Regions from separate parts of the Homo sapiens genome. Here region 1 is linked to region 2. Evidence: chromatin loops called from intact Hi-C (ENCODE). Cell type or tissue: heart right ventricle. All regions are shown on one strand. Links, peaks and the distances in the headings refer to the core of each region. The heading gives the core; the rest is flanking DNA. Region 1 overlaps BRF1 (BRF1 general transcription factor IIIB subunit). Region 2 holds the start of LINC02298 (long intergenic non-protein coding RNA 2298).

The links. Peaks named below come from ENCODE experiments on the same cell type or tissue, not always from the same donor. Only the 100,000 strongest peaks of a DNase experiment are listed, where the experiment ranks them.
Region 1: a loop joins it to region 2, with 9 times the contacts of the local background. A loop is called at or near these places in 50 of 110 quality-filtered maps.

Annotation. Positions count from the first base shown.
Region 1 is chr14:105,275,451-105,287,339 of GRCh38, reverse strand. It overlaps BRF1 (BRF1 general transcription factor IIIB subunit), which reads left to right. Exons shown (of 18, transcript NM_001519.4): 2 at 964-1,044. Among named protein-coding and RNA genes, the nearest start is that of BRF1, 20 kb to the left of the region's middle. RefSeq lists enhancers at 519-1,417, 2,688-3,228, 3,772-4,313. In heart right ventricle, for the core only: CTCF peaks have their summits at 5,106 and 5,311 (motif pointing right); no DNase peak of the experiment used is centred there; H3K27ac peaks cover 727 bases.
Region 2 is chr14:105,084,798-105,096,686 of GRCh38, reverse strand. LINC02298 (long intergenic non-protein coding RNA 2298) reads right to left here and starts at 2,540. Exons shown (of 6, transcript NR_110546.1): 1 at 2,471-2,540; 2 at 1,245-1,360; 3 at 919-1,147. RefSeq lists silencers at 2,652-2,701, 2,872-2,921, 3,232-3,491, 5,936-6,105, 8,801-9,130 and 1 more and an enhancer at 2,387-3,009. In heart right ventricle, for the core only: CTCF peaks have their summits at 2,810, 5,820, 6,020 (motif pointing left), 9,753 (motif pointing right) and 1 weaker place; DNase peaks (open chromatin) are centred at 2,756, 4,936, 6,006, 9,696 and 4 weaker places; H3K4me3 peaks cover 3,907 bases; H3K27ac peaks cover 5,171 bases.

The DNA.
Region 1 (11,889 bases), core at 2,106-10,105, 190 kb before region 2:
CAGCGTTTGGGTTGGTGAACCTGGTGAACAATCCACATGTCCACCATGCTCATTGGGAGATCAGGCTGCAGCGATCGGGCTGGTGAACCTGGTGAACAATCCAAATGTCCACCTGATGTTTCCAGAGGTACCAGGGCCAGGTCTTAACCCCGAAGCCCTGCAGGGCAGAATGTGGTGGACGTCGTAGGCATGCTGTCAGTTGGCAGAGCTTCGGAGTAGAGTGTCCAGCAGGTTCAGCTGCAGCCTCCCCATGGGTGGGTGGACTGAGGCGTGGGGGCCTTCTGCAGACTGGCTGGTTGCAGTGCCTTGGGGCACATGGGATGGTACCTGCGTCCCCTGCAGTCCAGCAGGGAGGTGGATGTGTTCACATGTGGTCACCATGCAGGAGTGATATCTGAGTGGGCTGGCCTGGGGCAAGGGGGACGGCCAGCCCATGCTGTGTGTGCACCACTTGCAGAGGTTTGGAGGTACATCTGTGTTCTCGCCCGGCAGCCATTTGACAGCGTCCACTCTGGACTTGCAGTGTGTTAGGGACATGGTTAGAAAATGCAGAAAGTGCCTGTAATCCCAGCCGGGCGTGGTGGCGGGCACCTATAGTCCCAGCTACTTGGAAGGCTGAGGCAGGAGAATGGCGTGAACCCAGGAGGCGGAGCTTGCAGTGAGTGGAGATGGGACCACTGCACTCCAGCCTGGGCAACAGAGGGAGACTCCGTCTCAAAAAAAAAAAGAAAATGCGGAAAGTGCAGTTGGCCCACCCTCAACCCTGCTGGCTGGGCAGAGTGAGAGATGCTTCCCCCACTGGGGTTCCTGGCTCAGTGACGGAGGTGCGGGGGGCCGACCTGCTGCTTCCCCCATGAGTGCTGACCCCCGCTTTGTTCTCACTTTGTGTCTGTGGATGTTAGGAAAGGGTTGTAAATGCAGATCTCCAAGTTTTGGCTGATCTGTCTTTTTTTGTGTTTCCAGGTGCTGGCAAAACCCCGACTCTGGGTGGCGGCTTCCACGTGAATCTGGGGAAGGAGTCGAGAGCGCAGACCCTGCAGAATGGTATTTCCCACCGCGGATGCTGCTGAGCGTGCGGCGGGTCCCAGAGATGGGGATGGTGGTGCTAGGGTGGAGGGCACTGACTCAGCCATGGACCTCATGGCCTGCCACTTCCTCGTCACCCTGCACGCCCAGCCCAGGCTGCTTTCCAGGAGGAATTGTGCCCTGAGTCCCCTCCTGGGTGTCCTGCAGACTCTGCCAGGGCTGTTTGGGGAGAACCCAGTGGATCCCACAGGATCCACAGCCATTGCTTGATGGCCTCAGTGAGATGGAGGCAGAAATAACACATTTATAGCAGTTGGATATTGTAGTGACATTCTCACTGCGTTTTGTCAAAGTGCCAGTTCACCACAAACTGGAGAAATGTCTGCTGGGTTATTTGTCTTATGATTGAGTTGAAAAAGTTCTTTATGTGTTTTAGGTACAAGTCTTTTATCGGATGTGTGATTTTATATATTTTAGGTGCAAGTCGTTTATCGGATGTGTGATTTTATGTGTTTTAGGTACAAGTCTTTTATCGGATGTGTGATTTATAGGACATTTTCAGCCATTTCATGCGTTCTTTTCATTTTCTTTTGTCTTTTTATTTTTCGCTGGTATCCTTTGGAGCATGAAAGTTTTAAATTCTGATAGTATCCAGTTTACCTATTTAGTCTCTTGATGGCTGTGCTTTTGGTATCATAACTAACAAATGTTGCCTAATCCAGTCCAAATCGTGAAGATTTGTGCTTATGATTTTTTGGAGTTTTGCGCCTTCCTCTCTTTCCAGTAGGTTTTGGTCCATATTGAGTCAGCGTTTGCATGTGATGTAAGGTAAGGGCCTGCCTTCACTCCTGCACGTGCAGACCCAGTTTTCTCAGGACCATGTGTTGAAAACACTGTATTTTGCCAGTTGGCATCCTCTTGGTGCCCTTGCTGAAAATCGATTGACCGTAAACCTAAAAGCTCATTTCTGGATCCTCAGTTTGGCTTAGTGACTGCATGACAGTCCTGGTGCCCGTTCCACGCTGTTCAGGACACTGAAGCTTCGCAGTCAGTTTTGAAATCAGGAACTGTGAGTCCTCTAACTGCTCTCTTTCAAAAGTGTTATGCTGCCTGTTTGAAGTCCCTTGAGTGGCAATATGAATTTTAGGATCAGCTTGTCAGTTTCTGCCAAGAAGTCAGCTGGGATTTTGACGGGGATTGCGTTAATATGTTGGTCATTTTGGGGAACACTGCCGCCTAAACAGTGTAAAGTCTTCTGATACCTGAATACAGGATTTCTTTCCATTTATTTGGGTCTTCTTTAATTTGTTTCAACAATTTTATTAGTTCTCAGAGTATAAGTTTTGTACTTCTTTTGTCGAATTTAGTCTCAGTTGATATGTATTGATCTTGTATCTTGCAGCCTGGCTGAACTCATTTTTTATGCTGAATAGTTTTTTAGCGGATCACTTAGGATTTTCGGTACAAGATCGTGTTATCTTTCCTTTCTAGTCTAGTGCCTGTTTTTTGTTTTTGTTTTTTTTGTTTACCACATTGAATAGCAGTGGTGTGAACAGACATCCTCTTGTCCTTGATCCTGGGGAAGCATCCAGTCTTCACCATTGAGTGTGGGTTGGCCGTGGGTCAGTCCAGGCAGGGATACTTTGTGCTAGGATCTCTTTGGCTTCACTGTTTCATTGAGTACACTCTCAGGAACCTGAGGACCACGTGAGGGATTCTTGTGATCGGTGCAGCCATGTCCTGCAGCCTTAGTGTGGATGCTGGAAGGTGGTCGGGACAGGTAGAACATCTCTTGTGGACAGCACGTCACCCTGGCTGTTTTCTCCTGGGCCATCTCCAGGAGGCCGGGCTCTTGAGCACCTGCCTCTGCTCCTGGCTGCTGCTGCCGACGGGTGGCCAGCACCGACACACCTAGGCTGGCAGGGGTAGTTGGGCTTGCGATGATCCCTCACAGCAGAGTGGATGGATCCTTACGCTTCCCTTGTGCTTTTTTCCTTGTCCTGCTGTGGACTTACTAGTAGAGGAGTATAGTCAGCGCCTTTCTTCCTGACTGCCGGTGTGATTCTTCTGCAGTAGAGAGCACCCTCTGTGTGATTTCAGTCTTCGGAAATGCTTCGAGCCGTGGCCGGGTGGAAGGCCAGTTTTGTGGACGTGCATGTGTGTTGGGCGCTTGAATGCGTTTCCTGCAGGAAGCGGGTGCAGCGCAGCACATCCCTCTTCCTCTCCACTGGCTGGTTCTCTGTGTCTGCCACCGAGAGTGTGCATGAAGACCTGGCACAGTGACTGGATCCGTCCTGTCCTACCCACAGTTTTGTCAGTTTTTTGTTTTGTCTGTTTCAGGGCTTCCTGGCACACACGTTTACAGTTCCTCCAGGTGGGGGCTGGGGCTGCGCTGCCCAGGGGCCCTCCTGACCTCAGGCTGCCTGGGTTGGGGCCCAGCTCTGCCCATTGCTTGTGGTGCCACTAGGCTATCTCCTTTTTTTCTTCTACTGACTTCAAGATTTTCTCCATGTGAAGAGCTTTGTTCTCCACAGAGAATGTAGTCTGTATTTTCCCAAAAACTCGCGGTATCTTTACTAGAGTTGGTCGTGCCTCAGACCTATACAAATTGCAAAGAGTAGTGTCGGTGCAGACGCGTGCATTGCAATAGGATTGGAAACCAACAACAGAGAAAGAGAAATGGCTCATCTTACCTTTTCAAAAGCCTTTTAAATACCTTTGGTTCAAGAAAGAAATGAAAATTGGAACATACATGCTCCCTAATTAGGGGTGAGTGTCAGTGAAGGTTGTGACCTGCAGGCCCAGGAGGCCCCGTGGACCCCACTCACTGTGTGGGGGAAGCTGCGGGGCCCCCACCCCTCTTGAGTCTTACTGGGGATGGGTGGTTCTGGGGGACCCTATGCTGATCTTTGTACCTGGGTTCCCACCTGAGGTTCTGCAGCTGCAGCCTGGGTACCTGCAGCATCAGGGGCCATGCCCTGCTGCCCACTCAGTGAGCTCTCCCACCCGCCTGCCCCGGGCCAGGCACCGCTCCTGCCTGGGTGGGGTGTGGGGCTGAGGGAGGCCATTGGTCCAGCCCCTGTCCTGTTTCCTGCTGACTTTTCGCCGGAGTCGTCCCTTTTGCTGCCAGTCAGGCCCCCTGCTGTGGCAGTGATGTCCTCCTCTGCCTTGGCTGGCTGGGCCCGCCGTACCTCCTTGCTGTCGAGTGTCCTGGGAGCATGTCTGTGAGGCAGATCCTAACGTATTTTTCAAATACTTCTGGAGACACAAGAGGGGATTTTGGCCCATTATAACTGGCACATTTCTGATGCTTTGGGCTCTTCCTGCCTCTTATTTTGTATTTCGTATTTATCTTACCTTTTGTTTGTTTGTTTGTTTTTTGAGATGGAGTCTCGCTCTGTCACCCAGGCTGGAGTGCAGTGGCGCGATCTGGGCTCACTGCAACCTCCGCCTCCTGGGTTCAAGCTACTCTCCTGCCTCAGCCTCCCGAGTAGCTGGAGTTACAAGTGCCCACCATCACGCCCGGCTAATTTTTGTATTTTTAGTAGAGACGTGGTTTTGCCATGTTGGCCAGGCTTATCTCGAACTCCTGACCTCAGGTGATCCACCCGCCTTGGCCTCCCAAAGTGCTTGAATTAGAGGTGTGAGCCACTACACCTGGCTGTATTTATCTTACTTTTAAAAAACCCTTTATTTTGATTGATTGATTTATCATGGGTTATGTTTGTTTAAATTTTGTTTATTCTCCTTTGTTCTCCCCATACCGCCTTGGTTGAAGTTTTCATATCAGCCCTGGTCCCGCTGCAAGCTTGGCCCACGGCCTCCACTCCCGCCCGCCACCCAGCCTGCCAGGTTTGGTGGAAATCTGTGAATGTAGCTTCCGACTGTTACTGTTTTGGTGAAGTCTTGATTGCCTTTCTTAGAAAACTGCAAAGATGGAAATAAACTCACGGGCCACCCTTCCTGCCCGCAGCGACAGTCATGTTCTGCGAGGACTCTGTCTCCTCTGCTTGCCTCCGTGCACCCTGCGAGGTCACAGGCCCCTCCTTTGGTTTGCTGGGGACACGCTGAGACTGTATTTAGAGAAAGGGTCTGGGAGAGAGAAACTCCTGCCCCTTCCCCCTGGGATGGTTGCCAAGGGGTTGAGACAGGCACCCCATGGAATGTGGGGAGCATCTGCTCCGGGTCCACCAGCAAGAGACGTTGAATGCCAGTGTGTTTTGATCTCTGTTTTTAAAATCTCAGGCCTTTTGGGATGATTTCTTTGATGTTCTGAAGCGACGGTTCTGAAATGCCGCTAGGTGGGGCTCTCTTCATTGACCTGATGAGCCTTTCGTTTGGGACGCGTTTCTCAGGGAAATTCTTTTTCTGTTCTCTTGGTCTGTTTTTCCTAGTATAGCACGCATAGTAAAGTGCATGAAATGTGCTGACCTTCCATGAACCACCTGACAAATCCACATGAGTCAGGCCTGCAGCAGCTCAGAAAGCACCTGCTGCCCACTGGCTTCACTTGGTTTTCTGCTTCATACAGTGGGAATCATATAGAAAGGAATTTAAAAAAAAAAAAAAGACTTGTAATTTTTAGAGCATTTTAGGTTCACAGCAAAATGGATCGGCAGAGAGTTCCTGTAGACTCTGAGCACCTCCCACCACACAGCTTCCCCTGACCCCGTCAGTGCCCCCCTCCACTGTGGTGCACGAGCTGCAGTCAGCCGCCCCACATCGACTCATCAGGATCACGCAGGCTCTGTCCACACACCCGGGCTCAGGATCACGCAGGCTCTGTCCACACACCCGGGCTCAGGGTCACGCAGGCTGTATCCGCACACCTGGGCTCAGGGTCACGCAGGCTGTATCCACACACCCGGGCTCAGGATCACACGGCCTCCACCTCACACCTGGGCTCAGGATCACGCAGCCTGTATCCACACACCCGGGCTCAGGGTCACACAGGCTGTATCCGCACACCTGGGCTCAGGATCACGCAGGCTGTATCCACACACCCGGGCTCAGGATCACACAGGCTGTATCCACACACCCGGGCTCAGGGTCACGCAGGCTGTATCCACACACCCGGGCTCAGGATCACGCAGGCTGTATCCACACACCCGGGCTCAGGATCACACGGCCTCCACCTGCACACCTGGGCTCAGGATCACGCAGCCTGTATCCACACACCCGGGCTCAGGGTCACGCAGGCTGTATCCACACACCTGGGCTCAGGGTCACGCAGGCTGTATCCGCACACCTGGGCTCAGGGTCACGCAGGCTGTATCCACACACCTGGGCTCAGGGTCACGCAGGCTGTATCCACACACCCGGGCTCAGGGTCACGCAGGCTCTGTCCACACACCTGGGCTCAGGGTCACGCAGGCTCTGTCCACACACCTGGGCTCAGGGTCACGCAGGCTGTATCCGCACACCTGGGCTCAGGGTCACGTGGGCTGTATCCACACACCCGGGCTCAGGGTCATGCAGCCTCCACCTGCACACCTGGGCTCAAGATTATGCAGCCTCCACCTGCACACCCAGGCTCAGGGTCACGTGGGCTATATCCGCACACCCGGGCTCAGGGTCACGCGGGCTGTATCCGCACACCCGGACTCAGGATCACGCAGCCTTCACCGCACAGCCGGGCTCAGGATCATGCAGCCTCCACCTGCACACGCAGGCTCAGGATCACACAGCCTCCACCTGCACACGCGGGCTCAGGATCATGCAGCCTCCACCTGCGCACGCGGGCTCAGGATCATTCAGGCTGTATCTGCACACCTGGGCTCAGGATCACGCAGCTTCCACCACACACCCAGGCTCACGCTGGGCGGTGCGTGTTCTATGGGTTTAGATGAATGCGTAGTGACGGGTAACCACTGTTACAGTTTCATACAGAGTGCTTTCAGAGTCCTAAAGATCCCCTGAGCTCCACCCATTCATCCCTCCTTCCCCAGCCTCCAGCAACCATTGATCTTTTCACCGGCGCTTGGTCATGTGGTCGTAGAGCTGGAGTTGCACACTGTGCATCCTTTCTCTGTGCAGCCTGTCACTCAGCCATGGGCATTTAACTGTCCTCCAGGTCTCTGCACAGCCTGTGGCCTCTTTCTCTTTAGTGGTGAGTAATATTCCACCGCCTAGGTGCGCCACAGTTGATTTATCCTTTCACCTGCTTGCTGAAGGGAATCTGGGCTTGGGCGATTATGAGTGAAGCTGCTGTAAACGTCACGTGCAGGTTTTTCTGAGTGATTGCTGGGTGGTGTGGTGAGAGTATGCTGAGTTTTGTAAGAAACTGCCAAACCCTTTTCCAAAGCACCTGAGCCATTTTGTGCTCCCAGCAGCAAGGAAGGAGAGCTCCTGTGGCTCTAGTCGTCCGCATCTGGCTTGCCAGTGTCTGGGCTGGAGCCGTTCTAGAACGTGCTGTTTTGGAGCGTGTAAGTAGTTTATTCTTTTATTGCAATGTAGTATTTCATGGGATGAATAGACCACAGTTTATCTCCTTTTCCTGTTGATGGACGTCTAGGGTGTTTCCATTCTTGGCTGTGCACAGGAAGCTGCTGTGCGTGTTCTTGCACCTGGTCCTTCGGTGGACACAGGTGCCCCCTCCGCTTGGGAGTTTACCTGCGAATGGGTGTCTGGGTCCTGAGGTCTGGGTGTGCTCATCATTAGATAGGGCCACAGGGTTTTCTGTAGTGCTTGTACCAGTTCATGTTCCCACCAGGAAGCAGTGTAGGAGAGTCCCAGTGGCTCCGCAGCCTTGTTCACATGTGGCATCATCAGCCTTTCCAGTTGTAGTCTTTCTGGTAGGTGTGTAGCACACTCGCTGCGGCATTAATTCGCTTTCCCTGGTGAGTAATTATGGCCACAACCTTTGCTCATGCTTCTTGGCTGTTGGGACGTCCTTTCTGTGTGAAGTGCCTATTGGCGTCTTTTGTGCTTTTTAAAAACTGAGTTGTCTTTTTCTTACAGATTTGTAGAGTTCTTTATATATTCTGGATTCGAGTCCTTTGTTGGATATACATGTTTCGAATCCTCCTCCCACGTCTGTAGCTTGTCTCACTCTCTTAATGTTGTCTTTTGACGAACAGAAACTTCTGAATTTTTTTTTTTGAGACTGGGTCTCACTCACTCTGTGGTCCGGGCTGGAGTGCAGTGGTGCAGTCGATGCTCCTTGCAGCCTCAACCTCCCAGACTAAAGCCGCCCTCTCACTTCAGCCTCCCGAGTAGTTGGGATCACGTGTACATGCCACCACATCCACTCATTTTTAATTTTTTTCTTTGACATGGAGTCTCACTCTTTTGCCAGACTGGAGTGCAGTGGCGCGATCTCGGCTCACTGCAGCCTCTGCCTCATGGGTGCAAGCGATTCTCCTGCCTTAGCCTCCCGAGTAGCTGGGATTACAGGTGTGCACCACCATGCCCGGCTAATATTTGTACTTTTTAGTAGAGACGGGGTTTCACCATGTTGGTCAGGATGGTCTCGATCTCTTGACCTCGTGATCTGCCCGCCTCGGCCTCCCAAAGTGTTGGGATTACCGGCATGAGCCACTGCGCACGGCCAATTCTTTTTTTTTTTTAAATAGAGATGGGGGTCTCACCATGTTGGCCAGGTTGGTCTTCAACTCCTGGGCTCCAGTGATCCTCCCACCTCAGCCTCCCAAAGTGCTGGGATGACAGGTGTGAGCCACTGCACCCTGCCAGAAATTTCTTAATTATAATGAAGTCCCAGTATATCAGTTTTTATGGTTAGGGCTGTTTGTGACTTGTTCAAGAAATTCTTATCTACTCCAAGGTCTGAAGATACTCTTGTGTTTTCCTCTGGAAGCTTTATTGCTTTATACTTTACATGTAAGTGGTGATATGCCTCAAATCTTTTTTTTTTTTTTTGGAGACAGGGTCTCGCTCTCTTGCTGCCCAGGCTGGACTGCAGTGGCAGGATCATGGCTCACTGCAGCCTCAACCTTCCAAGCTCAAGCAGTCCTCCTACCTTGGCTGGGCCTACAGGCTTGCACCACCACACCTGGCTGATTATTTTAGCAGTTGGATCTCACTATGTTGCCCAGGCTGGTCTTGAACTTCTGGGCTCAAGTGATCTACCTGCTTCAGCCTCCCGAAGTGCTGGGATTACTACAGGCATGAGCCACGGCACACAGCCTGAGTTTACTTTTAGAATTCATTTGTTGGAAGGAAGTCTAAGGAGACTCGCAGGCTATGGCTAGCTAATTAGTAGTTGGTTTCTATGTGAATATCTGTTTATTAATAACATATTTGGCCAGGCACAGTGGCTCATGCTTGTATCCCAGCACTTTGGGAGGCGGAGATGGGTGGATCACAAGGTCAGGAGTTCGAGACCATCCTGGCCAACAGTGTGAAACCCTGTCTGTACTAAAAATACAAAAAATTAGCTGGGTGCAGTGGCATGTGCCTGTAGTCCCAGCTACTCAAGAGGCTGAGGCAGGAGAATCACTTGAACCCGGGAAGCAGAGGTTGCAGTGAGCTGAGATCGCACCACTGCACTCTAGCCTGGGTGACAGAGCGAGACTCCATCTCAAAAAAGAGAAAGAAGATGGTAAAAAATAACTTACTGCAGTCATCATAAGCCCCCATTTTAGTCCTTTTGGGCTGCTGTAACAGAACACCATAGACCAGAAAGGCAAAACAGCAGGAATGTGTTTCTCACACTTTTGGAGCTGGAAAGTTTGAGCTGGAGATGGGGGAGACAGTTGCCTCCTCCCCAGCTCTCTAGTGAGGGCCGCCTCTCAGCTCCTTCTCACTGTGGCCTCCTCCCCAGCTCTCTAGTGAGGGCCGCCTCTCAGCTCCTTCTCACTGTGGCCTCCTCCCCAGCTCTCTAGTGAGGGCCCCCTCTCAGCTCCTTCTCACTGTGGCCTCCTCCCCAGCTCTCTAGTGAGGGCCGCCTCTCGGCTCCTTCTCACTGTGGCCTCCTCCCCAGCTCTCTAGTGAGGGCCCCCTCTCAGCTCCTTCTCACTGTGGCCTCCTCCCCAGCTCTCTAGTGAGGGCCGCCTCTCGGCTCCTTCTCACTGTGGCCTCCTCCCCAGCTCTCTAGTGAGGGCCCCCTCTCAGCTCCTTCTCACTGTGGCCTCCTCCCCAGCTCTCTAGTGAGGGCCCCCTCTCAGCTCCTTCTCACTGTGGCCTCCTCCCCAGCTCCCTAGTGAGGGCCCCCTCTCGGCTCCTTCTCACTGTGGCCTCCTCCCCAGCTCTCTAGTGAGGGCCGCCTCTCGGCTCCTTCTCACTGTGGCCTCCTCCCCAGCTCTCTAGTGAGGGCCGCCTCTCGGCTCCTTCTCACTGTGGCCTCCTCCCCAGCTCTCTAGTGAGGGCCCCCTCTCAGCTCCTTCTCACTGTGGCCTCCTCCCCAGCTCCCTAGTGAGGGCCCCCTCTCGGCTCCTTCTCACTGTGGCCTCCTCCCCAGCTCTCTAGTGAGGGCCGCCTCTCGGCTCCTTCTCACTGTGGCCTCCTCCCCAGCTCTCTAGTGAGGGCCGCCTCTCGGCTCCTTCTCACTGTGGCCTCCTCCCCAGCTCTCTAGTGAGGGCCGCCTCTCAGCTCCTTCTCACTGTGGCCTCCTCCCCAGCTCTCTAGTGAGGGCCGCCTCTCGGCTCCTTCTCACTGTGGCCTCCTCCCCAGCTCTCTAGTGAGGGCCGCCTCTCAGCTCCTTCTCACTGTGGCCTCCTCCCCAGCTCTCTAGTGAGGGCCCCCTCTCGGCTCCTTCTCACTGTGGCCTCCTCCCCAGCTCTCTAGTGAGGGCCGCCTCTCGGCTCCTTCTCACTGTGGCCTCCTCCCCAGCTCTCTAGTGAGGGCCCCCTCTCGGCTCCTTCTCACTGTGGCCTCCTCCCCAGCTCTCTAGTGAGGGCCGCCTCTCGGCTCCTTCTCACTGTGGCCTCCTCCCCAGCTCTCTAGTGAGGGCCCCCTCTCAGCTCCTTCTCACTGTGGCCTCCTCCCCAGCTCTCTAGTGAGGGCCGCCTCTCGGCTCCTTCTCACTGTGGCCTCCTCCCCAGCTCTCTAGTGAGGGCCGCCTCTCGGCTCCTTCTCACTGTGGCCTCCTCCCCAGCTCTCTAGTGAGGGCCCCCTCTCGGCTCCTTCTCACTGTGGCCTCCTCCCCAGCTCTCTAGTGAGGGCCGCCTCTCGGCTCCTTCTCACTGTGGCCTCCTCCCCAGCTCTCTAGTGAGGGCCGCCTCTCGGCTCCTTCTCACTGTGGCCTCCTCCCCAGCTCTCTAGTGAGGGCCCCCTCTCAGCTCCTTCTCACTGTGGCCTCCTCCCCAGCTCTCTAGTGAGGGCCGCCTCTCAGCTCCTTCTCACTGTGGCCTCCTCCCCAGCTCTCTAGTGAGGGCCCCCTCTCAGCTCCTTCTCACTGTGGCCTCCTCCCCAGCTCTCTAGTGAGGGCCGCCTCTCAGCTCCTTCTCACTGTGGCCTCACGTGGTAGAAGAGCTGGGCTAGTTCTCTGGGGTCCGGTTTTTAAGGGCACTGAGCTCATCATTAGTGCTCTGCCTCCTGACCTAGTCTCCCGCAAAGGCCCTGCATCTTAATACCATCCCCGTAGGGGATAGGATTTCAACATAGGAATTTTAGGAGTCAGACATTCTGACCATAGCAGCCCTGCATGCTGGGAACACGAGCTGGTGCCTGTGGGGTCGGGGCTTGGGATCGAGTCCCAGCCTCAAGTGTGTGGCCTCAGAGAGTACCTCTCTCTTACCTTTTATTACAGAATTTTCAAACATACAGCAGAGAGCTGGTAGGTAAGGAGCCGTAGCTTCAGCGGGTCCCCTGTCAGCTGACTCTGTTTCCCTCTGGGCCTTGCTGGGCCGCGGGGACGGTCTGTGCTGGTGTGTCTGGCTGGTGCTGCACATGTGCAGGTGGCAG
Region 2 (11,889 bases), core at 2,308-10,307:
GACAGAGGCATGTACAGGGTGGCATCACCGCCCTGCTCCCGGGATGGGGAGACCGAGGCTGGGGAAGGGGCTTAGGGATTGTCAGGATCTCTAGCACAGAGCTGGTGACCAAGCTGTGGGCATCATGAGTGTCCAGGAGGAAAGATCAGATCCCAGGTGAGAGAAGAGGGCTCAGGGAGAGGGTGAATTGTGGGCAGAGAAGAGAGGAAGACCTCCCTGGGGCAGCCATGGGACGGGAGCCAGGTGGGGTGTGGCCCCTGGGATGGGGGTGGTGTACACACCCACACAAGGTTGGCCTGGTGGGCCAGGGCCAGGCTGCACGGGCTGAGAGAAGCTGACGGCCTTGTCTGTGACCTCCAGGACCCCTGGGTCTGCCTCTGTGGGCCCCTAATCCTGGGCTCACAGACCTGCCAGCCTCCGTGCGTGCTGGCCTGTGCCTGGTGGGCACGGCTGGTGCAGGCTCCAAGGGGGCCTGGCAAAGCCTGGAGCTGGCCCAGGGGAGGCCTCCCCTGGCCAGGGAGTCTCCCGACCCCCACCTTGGAGGGATGTATCAGCCCCGGTGAGGCTTCTCAGACTCATTCTGGAGCTTCTCAAGGGCGCGAGATCAATTTGGCCGAGAAGGGCCAAGGGCCGAGCCTGCACCTTCCTTCTGCCCCAATGCTAGGTGAAACATTCAATGTCTGTTTAAATCTATAGAAAAGGGTGAATTTGAGAGTTGAGGATTTATCAAACTTCCAGCAGTTAAGTCCCTGGGAAACAGCACCAAAAGAGAGATAATAAAGGAACCAAAAGAAGAAACCACACAGGAGCAGATGGAGGCACCAACTGCATAAAGAATGGTGACTGCACACAGGCAAGATGCGCACAGCAGGTGGGAAACTTCTGTAACAAGTATGTCCACAGGCAGATCACCTTTACCTGTGAGGAGCTTGTGTGCACGAGGGCAACCTCGCAGCAGCGACGCCCACCACAGAATGCTGATGGCTCAATCCCAGCAGAAGTTTATTTAGGGCACAGAAAGCTGGAAACAAGGGCTTGACTGGAGGCAGCTCTGCAGCAGGTGGAGATTTGGACAGCGAGGGCTGTCCTGGAGGAAGTCCCAAGGTCCTCACTTCCCTCTGTAGGCCACCCTTGGTGTGGACAACAGCTGCAGACAGGAGACACGGAGGGGGCACACAGAGGTCTTAGGGTCTGGCCTCAGGTGATGTCCATCACATCTCTTTCTGTTGGTGAGAGCTAGTTACCTGGGCCCCCAGGGTGCAAGGCCGAGCTGGCATGGCATGCAGACCAACTAGTAGGATCTTCTTGCCAGCTCAGGGGACAATGCACACATGGAGAAGTGCAGTTGGATACCAGGCATCTGGGAAAATGCACATGCTCACTCTTTTTCAAAGAAATGCAGGTTCCAAAACCAAACACCATTAGAAAATAGACACCAGCCAACACAATCAAGATTAGAAGGTCTATGGTGAGACCACTGATGGAGCGTGAAGCTGGCCAAACTCTGGAGAGTGGTTGATGATACGTATCAAGAATCCAAAATCCAGCAGGGCGTGGTGGCTCACGCCTGTAATCCCAGCCAGGAATTCGAGACCAGCCTGGCCAACATGGCGAAACCCCGCCTCTACTAAAAATACAAAAATTAGCTGGGCATGGTGGTGCACGCCTGTAGTCCCAGCTACTCAGGAGGCTGAGGCATGAGAATCACTTGGCCTTGAGTGATTGCAGTGAGCAGAGATCGCACCACTGCACTACAGCCTGGGTAACAGAGTGAAGTGAGTCTCTAAATAAATAAATAAATAAACCTGAAATCCTAGAAATCTGTTTAATGGCTCAAGATGTTATCTTTCCAAAACTCGAATCTGACCCTGTCACTCCCCGGCTCAAACATCTCCAATGGCTCCCCACTGCCATCCTGGCCATGTTCCAGCCCAGGCCCCTCCCTCCAGCCTCATCTTCCATGCTGAGGTTTGCACCTCCACTGTGGTGGAGCACAGCGGGCATTTCTCCCTGGTGCACCTTTGCTTCTTTGGGCCCCTCTGCCTGGAATGCCCTTCCTGTTCCTGTCCAGACCCACTCGAGACACTCCTGCCCTGAGCACCTCCTGCCTCTCCCTCCTCACTCCAGACACTCCTGCCCTGAGCACCTCCTGCCTCTCCCTCCTCTCTGCCGCTCCCCCCACCCTCATGCTCTCACCCTAGCTCCTCCTGTTACTGGGTCCCTCTGGGAGCACCGTCCTGACCAGTGCCCAACCTGGGCCTGGGGGACAGAGGGGTCGGCACATGTAGGCTGAGCTGAGCTTTCGGGAGCGAGGAGGCCAGGCGCTGGGAGTGGTGGCCTTGCTGTAGGCTGAAGACACAGCTCGCAGCTCAGCCTGCCCTCCACCTGACCCCCCGGGCCCAGCCTTCCCTAGTGGGCCACGACCTTCCCACCAGGGCCCTCGGCCCTGCTCCTGCTGGCCCCTGCAGACCTCAGCTGAGTCCAAGCTCCTGGAGGGCAGGGAGGGTGAGCATCTCGTGTGTCCCCAGCGCACAGCTGCTGTGCCAGCTCCCGGTAGGGATTTGTTACAGGAATAAATGGGGTGGGGGTTGGAGGAGATGGAGGCAGGCCCTGACGCCGGCTCCTGGCGCACCCTCCAGGCCCTCTCCATCGCGGCTTCGCGGCTCCGGCTCTGGCCCCGCCCCAGCCTTCCCCGCCCTGCCGGGAACCTGGGGCCTCTCGGACCACGAAAGCCGCCCACACCTCCGCGGCTCCGCCCTCGCCTCTCGCTCCCCCAGCCTAGCCTGGACCCTCCGCTCTCCGGGGCTCAGCAGCGACCCCGATCGGCCACACGCAAGCCGCCCACATCGCCGCGGCAGCCACCTACCCCGGGACGCCCAACCAAGCCCTCGGGGGACCAAGCCCGGGGACTTCGTCCCCAACTCCAGGCCAGTCAAGCCACCCCACAGGGGCCCTGCCTGTCCCACCCGCAGCGTGCTGGGGGGTCCATGCTTGCGGTGATCAGGAGGGTGGCACGGCCCTGGGGTTACAGCCGGCGGAGGGGCTTCCCAAAAGAATCCTCAGCCTCTCCCGCCTGCGGCGGCGCAGCCCAGGCGGGGCTCGGCCCGCAGAATCCCCTCGTGGCCTCGCCAGGTATGCGCGCGGGGCCCGGGGCGCGGGCCGGGGGCGGGCGCTGGAGCGGGGCCGGTGCCGGGCCCGCCGCGACACGCTCGGGGACGCGACGCACAAAGGCGCCTTCTGCCGCCCCCCGACCCCGCCCCGCGCTGCCCCCGTCCAGCGTGGCGGCCCGCCCCGGCAGGCGGTGAGGGGCTGTCGGGGTCCCCTCCTCCTGGGCCCGCCACCCCCCTCGCGGGCGACGTGCCCTGTCCGGGCGGCGCGCAGGCGCGGGCTTGTCCCACCGCGCAGGAATCCGAGGCCGCCGCGCGCGTTTCCGGCCCCAGCCCCGCCCGCGGTGCAGGGGAGCGAGTGCGCAGCCGCGTGTCGGGACTCGGACCCCCGTGGCCCCCGCCATACTCTCTTTCTCCACCCGCGGAGCTTTTGCTCAGGAATCCACTCTTGCAGCCAGGGAGCTTCCGGGCCCCCTCCTCCAGGGAGCGTTCCTGGCTGCTCCGGTGAGCACTTGCCTCCTCGCACCCCTGTCTGGGCACCTTGAGGACCCAGCCTGACCACTCCCCTCTCCTCTGTCTGCATAGGAAGGCGCCCCATTGGAAAGGGACCCCCCCCCCACCAGACCCTGGCAATCCCATGGCCAGGCCAGGGTTGGGAGTAAGGACCCACCAGGAAGGAGGGTGCCCGCCGCGTCAAGTGGGCAGTAGAACAAGGCTGGGTCCCAGGGATCCCCGCAAGCCAGGTGGCTCCGTGGCTCGGCCCCGCAGAGGCCAGAGTCCTCCGCCCTGCAGCCGGCGCTCACCTTTAGCGCCTTCTCCCTGGGCCATATGTGGCAGAGGGGGTGGGGCAAGTTCCAGGCCCACAGGGCACCACGGGCCTCTGGGAGGGGACGCTAATGACTGTAATTTCCACTTAGCAGATCAGGACGGCTGGCAGAGTGGAGCCATCCTCCTGCCTCTCAGGAGCCCGGGCGAGATCCTTCCTTGGGCCCCTCCTTTATCTGGACTCCTGGCCCTGGGCCCCTCCCACGTGGGATTTTGAGATTGCTCTCCCCTCCCCCAGGCTCAGAGGGTGGTCCTGTTTCCTGTGGGACCCCTTGTCCCCTTGTCCACTGGTTGGGGTGCTCAGTGGTGCTTGAACAGGGGTCGGGGACGCATGAAGGTGTACTGAGGGGGTAGCTGTCAGCCGGCTCCAGAGGCTGGGGGAGCAGGAAACAAGCACATAGGGTTGAGGGTTCTGAGCCGCGTGCCAGGCTTTAGCCTATGCTGGCTCCTTTGTGGTCAGAAGCCCAGGACATTCTGGGATCTGTCTTGATGCTGAGCAGGCCAGTGTCCTGAACAGCACCAGGCGCCCAGGAGTCTCTGGGTGGGGCAGTTGTGGCTGCCGAATGGGGGGTGCTAGGGCAGGAGGGTGAGCATGTGAGGCCAGGCTGGCGGAGAGGGGCTGGGACTCTGTGCCCTGTGGCAGACTGGGGAGGTGAGGGAAGGGGTTGCTGTGGCCATCACAGGCTGAAGGTGGGGACTGGGCCATTGCCCAGTGCTGGTCTCTGCCCGATTAGTCTGGGCACCAGGCCCCGTGCCCAGCTGGCAAGAGGTGAGGCAGGAGCTTCTGGGGCACCTGGGGAGCAGGCCCAGGCCCTGGGAGCTGGGGTTCCTGAGCTGAGGGAGTCAGCTCTGTCTCGCCTGGGCCTGCCTCCTGGCCTCCCCTGTGGCCTGGCTGGCAGGGCCTGGGCGTGGCCTCGCTCCCTGGAACTGGCAAGGATCAAAGGGTGGAAAGCCGTCCTCCACCCCCGCCCACTGAGACAGGAATCCGTGGCCCCAGGGGGCGGAATCCACAGCCACATTCCCGGTGCCCTGGTCCCTGCAAGGCAAGGGTGGGGCAGGGCTGGGGTGCCAAGATTGGCACCATAGAGCGTGGGAACGTGGTGCTGCTGGCACCCGGCCCAGTGCCTGAGCAGAGCGGACGGCACCCTCCTCTCGGCCGAGCCGTGGCCTTTGTCCCTTCTGACCTCCCTTGATGGCCTCAGGCACCAGGGCCTCAGCTGCCAAATGGGCTTCCACCTTGCCTGGAGGTGGGGTTTGCATCCTGGTGGCCCAGGAGGCCTGGGGGTCCTGAGGAGGTTGGGGCCTGGGTTTCTGTGGCTCAAAGCAGTGGGCACTCCCGACCCCCGGGGCGCTCTGGGCTGGGGGACTCGGCCTCCATCTGGGGCCAGTGGGGACCACAGGAGGGAGAGGGTGTTGACAGCTGGGGCATACCTGCTAGGGGTCACACCGAGCCCAGGCCCCTGGCACACACAGATATGCTCACACACGCACACAGCAGAAAGCAGAAAGGCAGCCGCTCAAAGGCAGCCTCGCTTGTTCTGGCCACAGCCCAAAAGCTCCCCAGGAGAGTTTGTCCTCAGCTGGCAGGTGCAGGGCTGAGTTGGCCCTGTGGACCCCCACCCATGGGTGCAGGGTCACCTGCTGGCGGAGACAACAGCCTTTAGGCACCTGTGCTGGGTGGGGTGGGTCCCTGCTCCCAGGGGCTGGAGACCAGCCTGCTGGAGCCAGGGCCCCAAGCTCTGTCCTGTAGTCCCATGCTCAGCCCCAGCAGTGATGCCTTCCCACCCCCACTGTACAGGTGGGGAAACGGAAGCCCAGAGAGGTCAGATGACTTTCCCAAATTGGTGGCTTGGAGGAATCCTGGAGACACAGACCTCCCACTCCCAAGAGCCAGGGCCGGTGGCATCCTCCTCTCTGGCCTGTTTCCTCATCTGGGGAGTGGGCCCACAGTGACCACCTGGCTGAGTTGTCCTGAAGCCCGGAAGGTACCAGCCAGAGGTCAGTTAGCCTCTTCTGTCCCCAGCCCCTGGGCTCCCAGATAAGCAGCACTGCTGTGTCCTAAGCCCGCCCCTGAGGCAGGGCGCCCCCTGGTGGTGCGACAGTGCCTTTCTGTGCCCTTGGGTGATAGGAGCTGAAGGAGGAGAAGGTGAGGGAGAGGTCAAGCCTGGAGCAGGCGCTGGGAGGGCTGCAGGCCAGGGCAGAGGGGCTGCTGGCTTGGAGCAATGCCCCTGGGGGCTGGTCCATGCAGGAAGGGCCTGGAGAGGACATTGGTCCCGCCAGGAGGCTGCAAGTCGGGACCTTGGCAGGGCTTCCATGGGCAGTTGAAGCCCATTAGGGCCCAAGGACACCATCCCCCGGAGGATGGCAGCAGGGGGAGCAGGACTGGTGCGCCAGACACTGCCCGCTGCTAGGGTGGGGAGTGTGGGCAGCCAGGCTGGGAGAAGTGGAGGCCAGGCCCAAGGTGTCCGTGTGTTGGCCAGCTGAGCCCATCCCTCTTCAGACCTGCACCCTGGGTGCCTCTAGAGGCCTCCCCGCCCTCTCCAGGATGCTCAAAGGCCCACACTACTTGACCCTGATCATCCCAGTGGCAGCCATCCAGGCATCAGGCCAGGTCTGGCACTGGGCAGCCGTGGGGCTTCTTTGGTGGAGATGTGAATGAATGAGGAGCCTCCCGGGGCTGCGGTCCCTCCTGGGCCCCAGCTTGCCTCCTGCAGCATGGGGTCCTTGTCAGTCAGCAGGCTGTGATGGGCAGGTGCTGAGGAACCTGCGGCAGGAGCGACAAGGCTAGGGGTGGGTGGGGGCCCTGGCTCACCCATCCCAGCCCCCCACACCAGGGGAGGGAGCATCCCTGGCCTTCGGGAGCTGTCAGGGCGGAGGCCATACGGGGATGTGGTGGGGTGGGCCAGCCCATGAGACCCCTCTGGGCTCTGGGTCTGGGTGGGAAGTGGTCTGCCTGGTCTCTGGGCCCAGGGTGAAGGGACAGGTCTCAGTTTGTGAGTTTGTGGTCCCCTGCTCCATCTCCTACCCTGCTTCGCGGGCAGTGGGTTCAGGGGGGATCTGGGAAGCGGGCTTGAGCCTGCTCAGGGCGGGGCAGCTGGGCCCCCACTCACCCCAGGGGCTTGCCAGCAACCTGGGCAGGGAGGCTCGTGTGCCCTGGGACTCCTGGTTCTGCAGCGAGTCCCTGCAGACCTGGGTCCCCCAGTGTGTCTGCACGGCAGGACCCCAGCTCCCTGGACTGTCAGTCCTTAAGGCTTCTGCGGAGTCCCCCATCCTGAGTGCCCAGCGCCGTCGGGGTGGGGGGTTCCCTGGGGTTGGCTGACCTGGCTGGCCCTCCTTCCTGGGCTCTGCTGTCACCTGAGCTGGGGGACTTCTTGGCCTGGAGGGTAAGCCGGGGACCATCTGCTCTCAGGGCACAGGCCTGCCCTTGCAGGGCGCTGAACCCACCACAACTCCCTCTAGCCCCCAGATGGCAAAGCACTCCTTGGCAAGGGCTGATCAGGGGAGGGGACAAGCTGGGCCAGCCAAACCTGGGGCGGGGGCCCAGTGTCCCCAGGGACTGGCATCTGAGACCTCCACTGTTTACACAACACCACACCCGAGGAGTGGATTGCCCAGAGTATGCGTGCGCGCACACACTGCTTCCAGCATACACACGATGCACACTTGCATGAGCACAGGGTACACACACATGTTCACACCAGCACTCACACACAGGCACACACCTTCACACGTGGAGGGCACACAGCACACTGCCTTGCATGACATGCACGCCCATTCACACCACTGTGTACAGCTCAGCCTGCCTCGAGCTCCCAGCTGGGTGCCCTCTGAACCTCCAAAACCCACAGCATGATGGAGGACACTGTGCGGGGAGTGGTGGGGGCTGGGGGCTGGTGAGTAGACGTGGCTCTGTGGTGTTGGGGCCTCTGGGCCTCAGTTTACCTTCCATGCAATTGTAACAACCATTTACAAGACACTTTGAATCTCAACGAGCCATTCTGAGATGGCCGTTAGCACCCTTTGCAGAGATGGGGAAACAGGCACAGAGCATTTGGTAATGTGCTCAAGGCCCTGGGGCAGGAGCTGGACAGGGTCTGCCCCGGGCTGTCTCTGGTGGTTGTGGAGTGAGGGGAGTTCACATCTGCCTGGGTCCGGAGCACAGAGGGTACTGCTACCTCCAGGCAGGCTGCCTGGGAGGGGGAGGGACACGGACAGGGCGGGCTCCAGCAGGAGGAACGAGGTGGGTGTGCGCCCCACCCCCGTGGAGGGAGCCTGTCCTCCCCTCGGCCCCGCTGGCTGGGGCCGGCCAAGAGCAGAAGAGGTCACAGGCCGCGGCCGGCTCTCCTGGGAATTCCAGGCGCGTGTGTCAGCGCGCTCGGCTTCGCCCCCGCCCCCAGCCCTCCGCCCGGGCTGGCGGTTTGGCAAAGAGAACTAGATTCCCGAGGGGGCGAGGGGCGGCTCCCAGGGCCTGGGACCGGGTTGGGGACTCAGGAACCCTTCTCCTCCGCCCACTCCTCCACTCCCAGAAGAGAGGTCCTGGCGGGAGCGGGTCCCCTCTCGACCTCCTTCCAGATGGCTCGCCATTTCTCCAGGGAGGGGGCTGAGGGAGGGCTTCATGGGGAGGGGAGCTCTGGGGCCCCGGGTGCTGGCACGTGCACCCGAATTCTCAGCACCTCCCTGCCCTGCCCGCAGGCAGGCTCGGTGAGGTCCCTAAGGTCAGGAATGATGCTTGTTTCTGCGCAAACCTCTGCCCGAGGACGGGCGGTGTCTGGAACCTGGATACGAATTCCAGTTGTGTCTCGACTTTCGAATCTGAAAAGTGGGAACAATAGCATCACCCACCTCGGGGTGATTGTGCAAATAAAAGAGCCAGAGGCGAGGCCAAGGGCGATCTGCCTGGGAAGCGGGCCGGCGCCCCACTAAGGCGCGCGTGCGTGCTGGGACCCAGGAAACCCAGCGCTGGGCCAGCTCTCCCGCCCCCGCCAGCTCGCCCCGCGCCAGCGCCCCAGCCTGCCTGGGCTCGCTCCAGCCTCTGCGGGGGCTCCTCCGGGCCGCGCAGACGCAGCCTCCCCGCCCGCCCCGCCGCTGCTCCGCCAGCGGCCTCGACAGGCCCAGGCGCGCTCCAGCCTGCGGCGGCATGAAGGTGGGCGCGGATGCCGCCGCCGCGAGGCTGCCCGCCTGCCCGGAGCCTGCCCCGCCGGGCGGGAAGGGCCAGGGAGGCTCCTGGCCGGGGGCGGAGATTGAAGGGTACGGTGCGGGCAGGAATGCTCTGGGCTGGGGGTTGGGGAGGCGCGGAGGGGACTGGGTGGTTCCCGGCCTGGGGGGAGGGGACAGGGAACTCGGGACCGAGGGGTGGGGAGCTGTGAGTCTCGGTTCTAGACCAGGGAGGGAACTGGGGAAGAGAATCCTGGGGATCGCTAGGGGAGAGGAGTACTTCTGGACCGCGGAGGCCACGCGAATCCTCCAGGCCCCCAGGGCGGGCTCCCCCGTCCTCCCTGCGCCCGTGGGCGCAGCACGCCCATTTCCCTGCCTGGGAAACAAAGGCCCCAGGTCTGCAGTGCGTCTGATGGCGGGGAGGAGACTGTGGCCGAGGGAGCCGTGTCCGTGGACGGCGTGCTGAGGGTCCCCCGCGCAGAGCTGACTGCACCCAGGAGAGAAGCGGCCCCGAGCGCAGGAGCCGAGGTTGCGGGTAACACCACCTCCGGGCTGCTGTCTCGACCTCTGCTGCTCTCGGCGCACTCCCGGGCGCGGGCGGGGGAACTGGAGGTCGGATGCCCTGGAGCGCGGGCCGGTCGGGCGCAGCGCAGCCGCAGCCACCAGGCGGCAGGGCAGCTCCGGGACCGGCGGGGCTGGGGACGTGGTTGGGGGAGCTGAGAAACACGTCTCAGTTTCTTAGGTCCGCCAGTCTCCTGGCCTGCACAGCCCGTCCCAGGAGCAGCCCGGTGGGGTCGCAAGTGGGGACCCAGGCCCCTGACACCCTCACCTTATCCTGGAGAGACTGTGGCAAGAGGGGAACAGGGAGGCCGCTGTCTCAGAGATATCAGGTGGAAGAAGTTTCTGGTCCCTGTGCCTCACCCTGCACCCTGCCTCTGATGGGCTGTGTGACCTTAAGCAACTTTCTCAGGCTCTTTGTGTCTCAGTTTCTTCTAAGAAAATGGGAGGTGGGCTGGGCGCGGTGGCTCACGCCTGTAATCCCAGCACTTTGGGAAGCCGAGGTGGGCGGATCACCTGAGGTCAGGAGTTCAAGACTGGCCTGGCCAACATGGTGAAACCCGGTCTCTACAAAAATACGAAAATTAGCCGGGCATGATGGCGGGTCCCTGTAGTCCCAGCTACTTGGGAGGCTGAGGCGGGAGAATCATTTGAACCCAGGAGGCAGAGGTTGCAGTGAGCCGAAATTGGGCCATTGCACCCCAGCCTGGGTGACAGAGTGAGACTCCATCTCAAAAAAAAAAAAAAAAAAAAAAAAAGAGAGCGAGAGAGAGAAAGAAGAGAAGATAAAATGGGAGGTGGGACGGTGAGAATTCCCAAGCTGCAGGGAATTGTCCCCCAGAGAAACAGGCTGTGGGAAGCTGGGTCTCTCCGGAGGGGAAGAGGAACTGAGCACCGGCCTGTTAGAGGAGGAGGGGCTGGTGAGCCTGGGACCCTGCAGGTCAGGGCCCAGCCATCGGGTTTGGATCTGGGCAGTGGGAGTGTACCTCCCCCACCAGGGCCTGGCCACCCCCCTAGAGTCCATTTTAGCTCTTGGGGTGCCATTGAGCATGCCCAGATGCCCCCACCAGCAGCTTCTGCCAGCATGGCCTGGCTGGCTGCATGGGTTGTCCTCCTGCCCCAGGCACTGGAGCTTGGCAGTAATGGGAAACGGGAGGTGACATGGGAGGGATTGGGGATGGAGAAGGCCCAGGACACGGTTGCTGAGGGTCTGCGCCTCACTGCATAAACCTGATGGGGGCCAGTCCCAGTGAGAGCAGGGGAGGTCACAGGCCTCTGGTGCCTTCTTGCCCACAAAGAAACTGAGGCAGGAAGCCACAACCAGCCTCTAGAAGCCCAGGACTCCCCCACATCACTCCCTGTTGTGTGGTTGTGGTCGGGGGTACTTCAATCACTGTGACCAGGGGACCAAGAGATTTTCCGGCTGAGGGTGATGGGGGTTTCTCTGAATCAAGAAAATTTCTAATGAATGGCTGAGCCTGGGTCATTAGTTATTCAGTGTCCGGGGAACTGAATGGGCCTCTGCCCCATGCCCAGTATGCTGTTTCCCAAGGCTGGGCTGCAGGCACAGAGTCTGAGGGGCTGCTGCCTCCAGTGCAGTGGGCACTACCAGCTGTCTGCCCTCCCAGGGCCAGCTCCATGGAGGGAGGAGCAGGGCTGGCTGGACCCCCTCTCCCAAGCTGTGGCAGTGCCTGGAGTTTCACCATCGCGCAGGGAGAACACAAGGTCGTCTCCAGGGTCCGAGACTTCCCTCGCTGGGTTCAGGCTGGTTTCAGGCTGTCCCAGGTAGCTGGAGGGAAGGGCCAGGGGTCAGGGCTCTTCGCGTGCCTCAATGCTGGACGCTCCCCTGTTCTTCCTGTCGGTGTTCACAGGCGGCTGTTCAGGGTCCCAGATGTGGAAGGGTGAGGCCCAGAACATGATGGGCTTGGGCAGCTGTGGGAAGTGAAGGCAGAGGGCAGGCCTGTGTCCCAGGGGAGCACCCAGCTGCCTCCTGACCCCCTCCCTGGGTCCTGCTTGCCAGTGGAGGGTTGGTGTGAGAGCACAGACCTTGTTTGACCTCAGACCTCAGGCCAGAACACCAGGATCCCTAGAGACCACAAGGTATGGCTGTCCCAAGGCTGTGGTGACTTAGAAAGTGATTAGTGGACAAAGCGTCCCCACTCTCCCGTCCAAGCCCAGCCCTGGGACCGGCCACTGAGCATCACTTCACTGGACAGGTGGGATGTGTTGTGTCCTCCCTGTCCTG